Regions from separate parts of the Homo sapiens genome. Here region 1 is linked to region 2. Evidence: chromatin contacts called from ENCODE Hi-C or POLR2A ChIA-PET data. All regions are on one chromosome and are shown on one strand. Each heading gives the region's core, a stretch centred on a gene start or an enhancer-like site at or near the end of the contact. The rest is flanking DNA. Distances are from core to core; before and after follow the strand shown.

Region 1 (5,139 bases), core at 1,047-3,546, 100 kb after region 2:
ACCTAAGATTGGCTTTTGAGATGTCTTTTCAAGTTTTTTGTATGTCTGACACTGATGGCTCCACCTGGACCCACTAGTTGCTCCTGTGACCCCACCCAGAAGTGACTCAGTGCATGAGGACCATTTCCCACACTTTTATGATTGTACCCCCACCAATCAGCAGCAAGCACCCATTGCCTAGCTGTGCCCCCGTCTCTTTATCCTTGAAAAACCCTAGCCTTCGAATTTTTGAGGAGACCAATTTGAGTAATAATAAATTCCTGTGTCCTGTTTAGCTGGCTCTATGTGTGTAAAATTCTTTCTCTATTGCAATTCCCCTGCCTTCATAAATTAGCTCTATCTGGGCAGTGGACAAGAAAAACCCACTGGGTGGTTATAAAAGCAGGCCAACTGGAGACAAGCCAAGTCCGTGACCTAGGAACTGTAGAATCCAGTTTTGGAAAGCACCCTAGGTATCTATTTTAACCATTACCCAATGCATAACTAAATGTACATGTAGAGATGGTTTATGAAGAGTCAATAACTATTATGATAGGCCCAGCTTATCTGTCTGTTATTTGATTCTCTTCCCTTAATGCTTAGTCCTTAATGTGGAGATTGTTTTACAGTTGTCAAAATCATCTTTCTCCTTTTCTTTTTTTCCTTCCTTCCTTCCTCTCTTTCTCCTTCTCTCTTTCCTGTTTCTCTTTCTTTTCCTTCCTTCCTTCCTCTTTCCACAAACATTTGTTGAGTGCACACTATATTGGTGTTGTGTAGGAAAATAACACATAGCTCTTGCCCTTAGGTGTTTATAGTTAATTACAGGGAAAACCATCTTTTAGTTTTTACTTTTTCAACATGTGGTGATTAAGTGCAGAAAGAGCAAGTAAAAATGTAAGATGAGGAGCTTAAATCTTCCTGTCGAAAATAAGGGAAGAAATTTCTCCACTCCTTTTTTCTCTTTCAGAATGTTTTCCCTGGCCGGGCGCGGTGGCTCACGCCTGTAATCCCAGCACTTTGGGAGGCCAAGGCCGGCGGATCACGAGGTCAGGAGATCGAGACCATCCTGGCTAACATGGTGAAACCCCATCTCTACTAAAAAATAAAAAAAATTAGCTGGGAGTGGTGGTGGGCGCCTGTAGTCCCAGCTACTGGGGAGGCTGAGGCAGGAGAATGGCGTGAACCCAGGAGGCGGAACTTACAGTGAGCCGGCGATTGCACCACTGCACCTCCAGCCTGGGCGGCAGAGCGAGACTGTCTCAAAAAAAAAAAAAAAAAAAGTTTTCCCTGTCCTTTTCTATGTATGTGAATCTTTTTAGTGGCTAAATAAGCCTCTGGGCTACCTCACAATCTGGAGTGTTTCTTCAAGGACCTGGACGTCCTCTCTTCCTTGATGTAATCATCAAGGAAGCTAAGGCTTTAGCTTCCGGTTTCCTAAGAGGAGAGGGGTGTAACTTCAGTTGTTGTCTGACTCCAAATTGCAAAGCCTAACTAATGGTAATGGGTTGTATCCCCTTAGCTATAAAAGAGTGAGAGTTCTTTCTGGTCTTTGCCATTTCTTTAGCAGATTGCCTGTAATGTGCATCACTTTCTGGTTTAATGCTTATTTAATAATAAAATAGTTTTCCTTTTACCTTTGTAGAAAGCTTTTCTGGGTTAGGAGGACATTTCGTTTTTAATTATATTTTCCCAGGAGTGCTCACTATGTGCCAGGCACTCTTCCAGGCACCAGAGATATAGCATTAAATAAGACAGAAGCTGCCCTCATGAGCTCATATTCTAGGACAGATAGACACTGAACAGTAAGAATAATATCTAAGGAAATCATGCAGGCAGCACATTAGAAGGCGGGGCGGGGGGGGGGTGGTAAGTGCAGTAAGCCATGTGTAAACAATCGAGTGTGATGAGCTGTGTAAAGAACAGTGGGAGTTTAAAGGAGAGAGAGGTAAGTTATCCTGGGGCAGTTGAGGACTTGATGTTTGAGCTGAATCTTGAAAGATGAATGGTTTTGAAAATAGCTCATTGCTTTAGGGGAGGAGTGGAGCTGGTATTCTAGGAAGTGGAAGATATTTGATCAAAGAAATATACATGACAGCAGAGTACATTAGGGGAAGTCTGCATAATCAGCATCTCATTTGATACCATCAACAACCAGAGGCAGAGATTTTTTTTCTTGTTCTTCCTTTTTCTCTCTTCTCCTGCTCCTTTCTCCTACTCTCTTGTAATGATTCATACTGTTGACACATATTGAGTTTACTATCAGCTAAAATCTTTAAACTTTTTCACACACATTGTTCCTGAGTCATAGCACCCTAATCTGTACTTGTTGGCATACGTTTTATTCTCGGTAACCTTGTAGGAGTTTGTGTGTGTGTGTGTTGTGTATTGAAGAAGAGTTGGAGAAGAGACCGAAGTAGTTAGGCTGAATAAAATAGAACTCTGGAAATGATGACAGGCATCTCCCATACTTAAAGGTCTATCATAGGAAGAGAAATCCATTCTTTTTTTTCTATGTGATTGTTAGAACTAGTGGGTGGTACTTTAGGGATATAGATTTCTACTCTATGCCAAGAAAAGCTTTTAGAAGTTGATTTCAGAATTGACCAGGTACATCTCTAAAGAAATCCCTTGGGGAGAGGGTGAGGTCTTGGAAAAAATACAGACTCCTGGGCCCCATCCTTGACTTACATCACAAATCTTGTTACCAGGGACCAGGAATTTGCATAACAGGCTCTCAAGGAAATCCCTAGGTACACTGAAATTTGAAAACTTCAAGAGAATTAACATACCTTTTCTTTGAGAGCCCTTTCAACCTGGGGAAACTTTGATCCTATGAGACCCTAGAAAGGGGAACCACAGAACATTCATTTTCTTTGGGGTGTGGTGAGTCTGATGACTGTGTAACTAGGATGATTATTGAGAACTGAAACTAAAGTCCTTAGCTCCCCAGTCAACTGAACAGGCTGCCTCTTGGCCAAGAGGACCCCAGAGAAACCTTTTAAAAACTGAGTTTCTGGCCATCACAGGACGAGAGGTCAGATGCACCTCTTTATCTTCCCTCCCTTTTGTGGTTTAGACACAACATCTGACCAGCATTAATGTTGAAATAGAGATCACGAGACTGTCAGAACAGACTCTTTGTTCACAATGAGATACCACATTATAAACAGGACCGAAGGCCATGTTAAGTCATGGACTCCTACAGTTAAAGAAGAAACTGTGTTCCAACTGCCACAAGGTTTTTCTTTTTCTCTAGCAGCTAAACACGCGCTGGCCTTGAGATAAGCAATATTAAACAATTGCAGCTCATCCACCAGCAGAGCTGACTAACTGAGGCCCCCTGCTCCACAAGCCAGAACTACAGCTTTGATTGAATAAAAGACTGGTTTCAGTATTTTTCTCCTGCTAAGAGACCACCCACAGATCGACTAGTTCCAGCCGAGTTACAGATGCTGTGCATTTGAGTGCCTTCCTTTCCCTGCTTCACCTTTTGACATATAGGGCTTACTTGTAATATATTTCAATGTTAAGTCTCCACCTAAGGGAAGCATGAGATGCATGTAACATGCATGTTTATTCAGTATGCATGCCATGTTCCCCCTTCATGAATATCTGGACGAAAGACTGCATAGCTCCTCCCGTAACCTGTTGAATATATACATATATTTGGCCAACCTGTTCAACAAAACGTATGTCTCATCCTTCCCTCCCTCGAAGTACCCGCTGACAGAGGCTTCTCACAGAAGCTACACTTCTCAGCCTGTCAGAATGGCCACATTGTAGGCTGCGAGTCTTTATAGCAAACAAAGTCTCCTTTCTAAATTTGTGATTTTTAAGCTGATACCATAGAATTCATCTTTCAAATCAGGACACTTTTAAGAGTGAAATGAAGTGCTAAAAATCCTGGTATCTTTTTTCAAAAATTTACTAACTGACAAATACATTTTTATTTTTTGATGGATCTGCCAAATAATTATTTTGAAACACTATTTCAAAAATATTTTTTCTAGAAAGTAGAATAACATATATCTGTGTACACCAAAGAAAACTTTTAAAACTTCTTTACATATATAAAAAGTAGAAATTTTACAATAATATAATCAGAATAATTACCCCTTTAGTCATTTTTTGAAAACACATTTGTCTCAAATACCATGTCATTCTATTTTTCTAAAGAATGTTTTCTTTTCCTTATATGGTCTTGCTATGTTAAAATTTTAAATAAAATTGTCCCAATATTTTCTTCAAATTTGCATTTAATGACTAATAAATTTGAAATGAACCTTCTCTGTAGACCATATCAGGATTGAGAATATACTCTTTTTAACGTACTTAATTTGTTTAGTTTCTTCATGCTTTGGTGGGGATACACTTTGGTGTCTTCTTGTTTTTAAGACTTGTTACTAATAATTCCAATTGTCTAAACATGTGGAAAGCTAAAGTTTTTTGAAACTCTATTCATTGAAAGTGCTGATCAAAGATTTCTAACTGATTTGGACAAATTCAGCCCAGATTTAGAGAGCTAATTTTTAAAAAGAATTCAACAAAAAGATACTTAGATTGATATACAAATTATTTCTTCAATGCTCAAATATTTCTAAAATTCTCCTTATGGCAGACAGCAAAGAGAGAAAAACACATGATACTGCCTTGTATTTAAAATCATATTTTTGCAAAAACTATAGTTTAGATATTTTAAGTGTATACATATATATCATATTTATAAATTCTTCGTGACTGCTACTATTTTGATTGGTAGATTATCACTACTTGTTTGAGTACAAGTATGAATCATGTTGCACATCTAATTCCCAGTACATTTCTGCTCCATAATTCTTTAGAAAAAACATGCTTTTACAATGACACTGTGCTATGCCAAAATTTGTACTTAATTATGACACAAAGATAACTTTAGTTTGAACTTTTAAAAACAATTTATGATAGCACTGATTCATTTAACTGGATTTACAATGACATCTCACTCTAGTAATATCAGATGTTTTTACCGTCAGCAAAATAAAATTCCAAATGTTTTACTTTGATACCATGAATTGGATGAAAATAAAAGGAATCATTGTTGAAAATAACTGTTTTCCAATATGAAGCATCTGACTCCATTTCTATAAAAGTGGCATCATTTAATTGTTTGAAACTTTTTTT
Region 2 (5,453 bases), core at 2,152-4,651:
ATGCCTAATATGGTTTGGCTGTGTCCCCACCCAAATCTCATCTTGAATTGTAGCTCCCATAATCACCATGTATTGTGGGAGGGACCCATGGGAGGTAATTGAATTATGGGGGCTGTTTTTTCCTGTGCTGTTCTCGAAAGTGAGTAAGTTTTATGAGACCTGATGGTTTTATAAAGGGCAGTTCCTCTGCACGTGCTCTCTTGCCTGCCACCATGTAAGATGTGCCTTTGCTCCTCCTTTGCCTTCCACCATGATTGTGAGGCCTCCCCAGCCATGTGGAACTGTGAGTCCATTAAACCTCTTTTTCTTTATAAATCACCCAGTCTCAAGTATGTCTTTATTAGCAGCATGAGAATGGACTAATACAATGCCCTTTGATTTCTATTGCCAATAGAATGTGACAGATACTCTTTTTCTAATCTTTGTTTTAAACTGTGATTGCACTCCATCATATAGACGGATCTTGTTTTTCACTTTGGCTTATTATTTAGTTGCACAAGGAAACAACCTTTGTTCTCACAGTGGCATCTTGGATAACATGTCTTATCTAGTATTCTTTCTAAAAATGTTTAACCTAATCGAATCATGAGGAAATAATCTTTTCCTTACATCCAGATTGTGAAGCATTCTATAAGAAAAGTTACCTGAACTCTTCAAATATGTCAGTCATGAAAGAAAGAAAAAAAAAGTCAAGGAAATTGTCTGAGCTCATAGGAGTCTACAAACACATGTCAAACCATAGAAATGTGTAATCCATAATTGGATCTAGGATGAGGTAAAGGTAGGGAAGAATATTAAAATGGAAACAATTTGGAAATTTGAATATAGACTATTAGGCAATATTAATGTTAAATTTCTTGGTGTGATAATGGTATTATATTTAAGTAGGAGACTGTTTTTATTTTTAGGAGATACATGCTAAAATATTTAGGGATGATGTGTTATGACCCTGCAGCTTATTTTCATATGGTTAAAAGAGAAAAAGCAAATGTGGGAAAACATTAACAGTTGGTAAATATAAGTAAACAGTATATGGATATTCATTTTAATAATATATAACTTTGCTTGTTAGGCTTAAAATTTCTTTTCTTTTCTTTTTTTTTTTTTTTTTTGAGACGGAGTCTCCCTCTGTCGCCCAGGCTGGAGTCCAGCGGCGCGATATCGGCTCACTGCAAGCTCCGCCGCCTTCCGGGTTCACGCCATTCTCCTGCCTCAGCCTCCTGAGTAGCTGGGACTACAGGCACCCGCCACCACGCCCGGCTAATTTTTTTTTTGTATTTTTAGTAGAGACGGGGCTTCGCCGTGTTAGCCAGGATGGTCTCCATCTCCTGACCTCGTGATCCACCCGCCTCAGTCTCCCAAAGTGCTGGGATTACAGGCATAAGCCACTGTGCCCCACCGGCTTAAAATTTCTTAAAACATTGGGGGAAATACAATTTTAGGTGATATTCTAAAGCTCATTGTGCCTATTGTTATTTTTTTCCTTTTCTCTTTTGGAACCTGGAGAATGTAAAAGAACTTTTCTTATGAAGCTGTATGCTTAAAATTTGTGCCGTTTTCTGTAGTTACGTTATACGTTAATACATAATTTAATGAAAAAAGCCTGGGCTCAGAATCATGCTACCATTTACAGGAGAAAAAATATGTACTAATTTTTAAGATGTATTATTTATAAATACTACTTTGTTTCATGCAGTGGTCCTTATTATTCAAAGGAAAGAATCAGGAACCAGGATACAGTTGTTAAAAGGAAGAGCCAGAAACAGGGATATAAAGAAATAATTAGAAAAAACTTAATGATATATATTTATGAAAGAAGATGCAGCAAAGGGAATCAGTCACAGCATGAAGAAAGGAGATGTCCTAGTGATTCAGGGCTAAGTTGTTACATATAAAATAGATGTCATATATGTTATATATAGTTGTTATAATTACATACAATGCAATAGATGTCCCCTTAGTTATCTTAAGTAAGTATCTATGGCTTTCTTTATTTCTCTCCCATAAAATAAGTCTGAAGGTAGGTAGTCTAGGGATGATCTAATACAAATAATGGAAAACTATAATAGAATATTTGTTATTTTCTGGCATTGTTCTCAGAACTGTGAAATGAAAAGAAATCCTGGGGTCCCCAAATCACTAAGCTAAAGGGAAAAGTCAAGCTGGGAACTGCTCAGGGCAAACCTGCCTTGCATTCTATTCAAAGTCAGCCCTCTGCTCACTGAGATAAATGCATATCTGATTGCCTTCTTTGGAAAGGCGAATCAGAAACTCAAAAGAATGCAACTGTTTGTCTCTTATTTATTATGACCTGGAAGCCCCCTCCCCGCTATGCGTTGTCCCACCTTTGCTTCCAGTTGTCCTGCCTTTCTGGACTAAACCAATGTTCATCTTACATATGTTGTTTGATGTCTCATGTCTTCCTAAAATGTCTAAAACCAAACTGTACTCTGACCACCTAGACCACATGTCATCAGGGCCTCTTGAAGCTGTGTCATGGGTGCGTCCTCAACCTTGGCAAAATAAACTTTCTTTTTTTTTTTTGAGATGGAGTCTCGCTCTGTGGCCCAGGCTGGAGTGCAGTGGCGTGATCTTGGCTCACTGCAAGCTCCGCCTCCCGGGTTCACGCCATTCTCCTGCCTCAGCCTCCCAAGTAGCTGGGACTACAGGCGCCCGCCACTACACCCAGCTAATTTTTTTTTGTATTTTTAGTAGTGATGGGGTTTCACCGTGTTAGCCAGGATGGTCTCGATCTCCTGACCTCGTGATCTGCCTGCCACGGCCTCCCAAAGTGCTGGGATTACAGGCATGAGCCACCACACCAGGCCTTTAAACTTTATAAATTAACTGAGGCCTGCCTCAGATATTCAGGGTTCACAGCACTTTATATCCTATGAAGTGGATAGTTATCCCGATTTCACAGGTGAAAAAATAGAAAAACTGAATAATCTGCTCAAAGTTGTACAGATAGGAAATAACAGAATTAGGGTTTGAAGTTGGGCAGTACAGCAACGGATTACCACTGATGTGGTGTTTTCATGGTCACAGAGCACCAGACTGCTTCTGACTTTCTGCTCTGCCATTCCTGATCATGTCTTCCATATTCAGGTTGCCTCATTGACTAAGATGGTTGCTTGAGCACCAGCTACCACATCAACCTTCCAGGAAGAAGGAAAGTAACAAAACAGCTTTTTCTATTTGTCTACCACCACTTAAAGGAGGCTTTCTAGAAATCTCTCTCCGTGACTTCCACTTATGTCTCAATTTCTCAAACTTAATCACATAATTTTACCTAACTATACAGAAGGTTGGTGGCTGTAGTCTTTTAATTGGGCACATTCTCTGTCTGAATAATACAGAAGTGCTATTAGCAAGGAGGAAGTGAGAGTGAATGTTGGGTAGGGCCTACATCTCTTTTGGTTAAAGAATAAAGGATGTCACACATAAGAGTGGAAATTAATCATATGATTATGTTGTCTCAGATTTTTGAAATGTAAATAGGATATCTAAGGAAGAAAAGTTTAAATGTAGCCCACATTCCTGTTCAGAGTATTGAATTCAGAGGACTGTTAGTGTTTTCTTCTGGATAATGTTCTGCTGAAAGCATTATGCTTTGTACATCCTGTAGGATTATTTATAATAGTGAATAATTGAAACAGTTGCAATAGTTGAGTGGTTATATGATGCACCAATATCATGAAATACTACATAGCCATTGAGAATTAAGCATGTTACATATATAATCAAATTAGGAAAACCACTTATAAATGAAAGCAGGATGTACAGCTGTACTTAAAATATGTTTGCAACTGTGTAATAATATGTATAGAGCATAGATGAAAAGTAAATTCACCCAAATAAAATTGTAATTGTGGTGTTTGAGAGGTGGGATTATATGTGACTTTTAAATGTTTTTAAAATAGTTTTCTGAATTTTCTTTTACAAGTATGTTTCTTTCAAAATCAGAAAACATGAATTTCATTTCTAAGTGTTCTATGTACAGATTTTGGAGTACATCACTATGTCTTGCATTTCTGGTTTTTTCCTTTAAGTTATAGATAACCTTGAGTAAGGCTTGAGACAGAAACATAATCCATTCTAAGTCTATTAATAATAATAATGGGAAGAGAAAATATATAGCACATTTCATAAGTAAGTGGTTTTTCTGCCAATATCAATTTATTTATCATTAAGCCATTCTTAATATGAATGTTAATACTAAATATTCTCTTGCTGGAAAAGAGAGTCCCCCTAGGGCCTCAGGTACACTTACGTTTTGTTGGATGTGCCAAGACCACTCTTTAACCTATTTCTTAGAGTTATTTATTTAGCTGGGAACCTTGAGAGATAAGGTTTGTTCTCCCAGGACAAAGACCAGGCTCACTTACTATCTGCTGTAAAAATGGTGTATTCCCGAAGGATTTTATCAGCTGCAATGCAAACACACCATGTGTGCAGCATCCATCCTGTTGCGCCCATCATAAGACTGGAGGCCAGAGAGAATAGATGTAAATAAGCTGGTGCTCATGCTGCCTACTGTGCCATCAGTAATAAAGTCTTTGACTCTGATCCAGGAATTTCATGTCTTCTGCCAGTGTCTGTGAAACAGTAACAGGCTAACTTATTAGCTTGTAAGTGGAATCCAATCAAATCCCAGACCTGACATCTCTATGTTCTGAAAATATGAATTTCTGACAGTTATTTTTACTGAGGAAGTAGTTACAAGACATTTTGTAAGTATACCTACCAGTTGGTCTCCATCTCAACGATGGTCCCATCATTGGTTTTTGGCCTCTTAAAGATGGTGAGTCTCTACAATATTGTACTTCATATACACTCTTTATATCTTTAGTGTGACTCCTTCTTGCTAACTTTTTTTTGTGTGGCTTTTACTTATGTGTGTGTGTGTGTTTAAGTGAAGAAATACATCATCTCAGGTCGATTCTATATGGTTGTGCAGATTGGTGACTACACACACTTGCCCAGCTAAGGTGTGATTTGTGGCTGAGATACATACCAAACCATGTATCTTAGTGTGGGATTACCTCCACCTGAAAGAAGCAGCACTTTTTTTCTAGTTTGCATGAATTTACAATATCTCAGTAAGCCATGGGGATCCTGGGTGTGTATGCCTCTCATTTTCTTAAAGGCATCCTATAAACAAAGGCCCCGATGATTTCCTGCTTATTTATCTGTCTTTACCCACTGTGTCTGTATTCAGCCGTCTAACAGAGGCAATGAGTTGTGCTGATGAAAGAACTAATCAATTACACATCAGCTTCTTGGGTGTGCAGACAGTATCTTAGCCTCTGTAGTTTCTGAGGCCAAAGACAATTCATAAATGTTTCCACACTGGAGATGTGGAATACTTGATCAGGGGTGGTATAATATAGGCTTAGGGGTCAAGGGTAATTCGCTCGGCCTGGTCTTGTCATTTTCTATTATTCTTGGGA

The links. A loop is a pair of places that touch in the nucleus more often than their neighbours do. ChIA-PET counts read pairs that join two places held with the same protein, here RNA polymerase II (POLR2A). Pooled maps may share reads with other maps.
Region 1: a loop to region 2 is called in a pooled map, with 2.7 times the contacts of the local background. The contact joins two enhancer-like sites. A Hi-C loop is called at or near these places in 2 of 168 maps with a recorded cell type or tissue (astrocyte of the cerebellum and cardiac septum) and 2 of 50 pooled maps. POLR2A ChIA-PET finds 5 or more read pairs at or near these places in 3 of 52 experiments (AG04450, activated CD4-positive, alpha-beta T cell and activated T-cell).

Annotation. Positions count from the first base shown.
Region 1 is chr13:42,874,153-42,879,291 of GRCh38, reverse strand. No RefSeq gene overlaps it. Among named protein-coding and RNA genes, the nearest start is that of LINC00428, 4.0 kb to the right of the region's middle. Within about 2 kb of position 2,296, at least 5 of the 41 ENCODE cell types and tissues checked have a DNase peak (open chromatin) inside an H3K27ac peak, as active enhancers do.
Region 2 is chr13:42,975,244-42,980,696 of GRCh38, reverse strand. The region is part of intron 1 of EPSTI1 (epithelial stromal interaction 1); the gene reads left to right. Among named protein-coding and RNA genes, the nearest start is that of EPSTI1, 14 kb to the left of the region's middle. RefSeq lists an enhancer at 3,247-3,416. Within about 2 kb of position 3,401, at least 2 of the 41 ENCODE cell types and tissues checked have a DNase peak (open chromatin) inside an H3K27ac peak, as active enhancers do.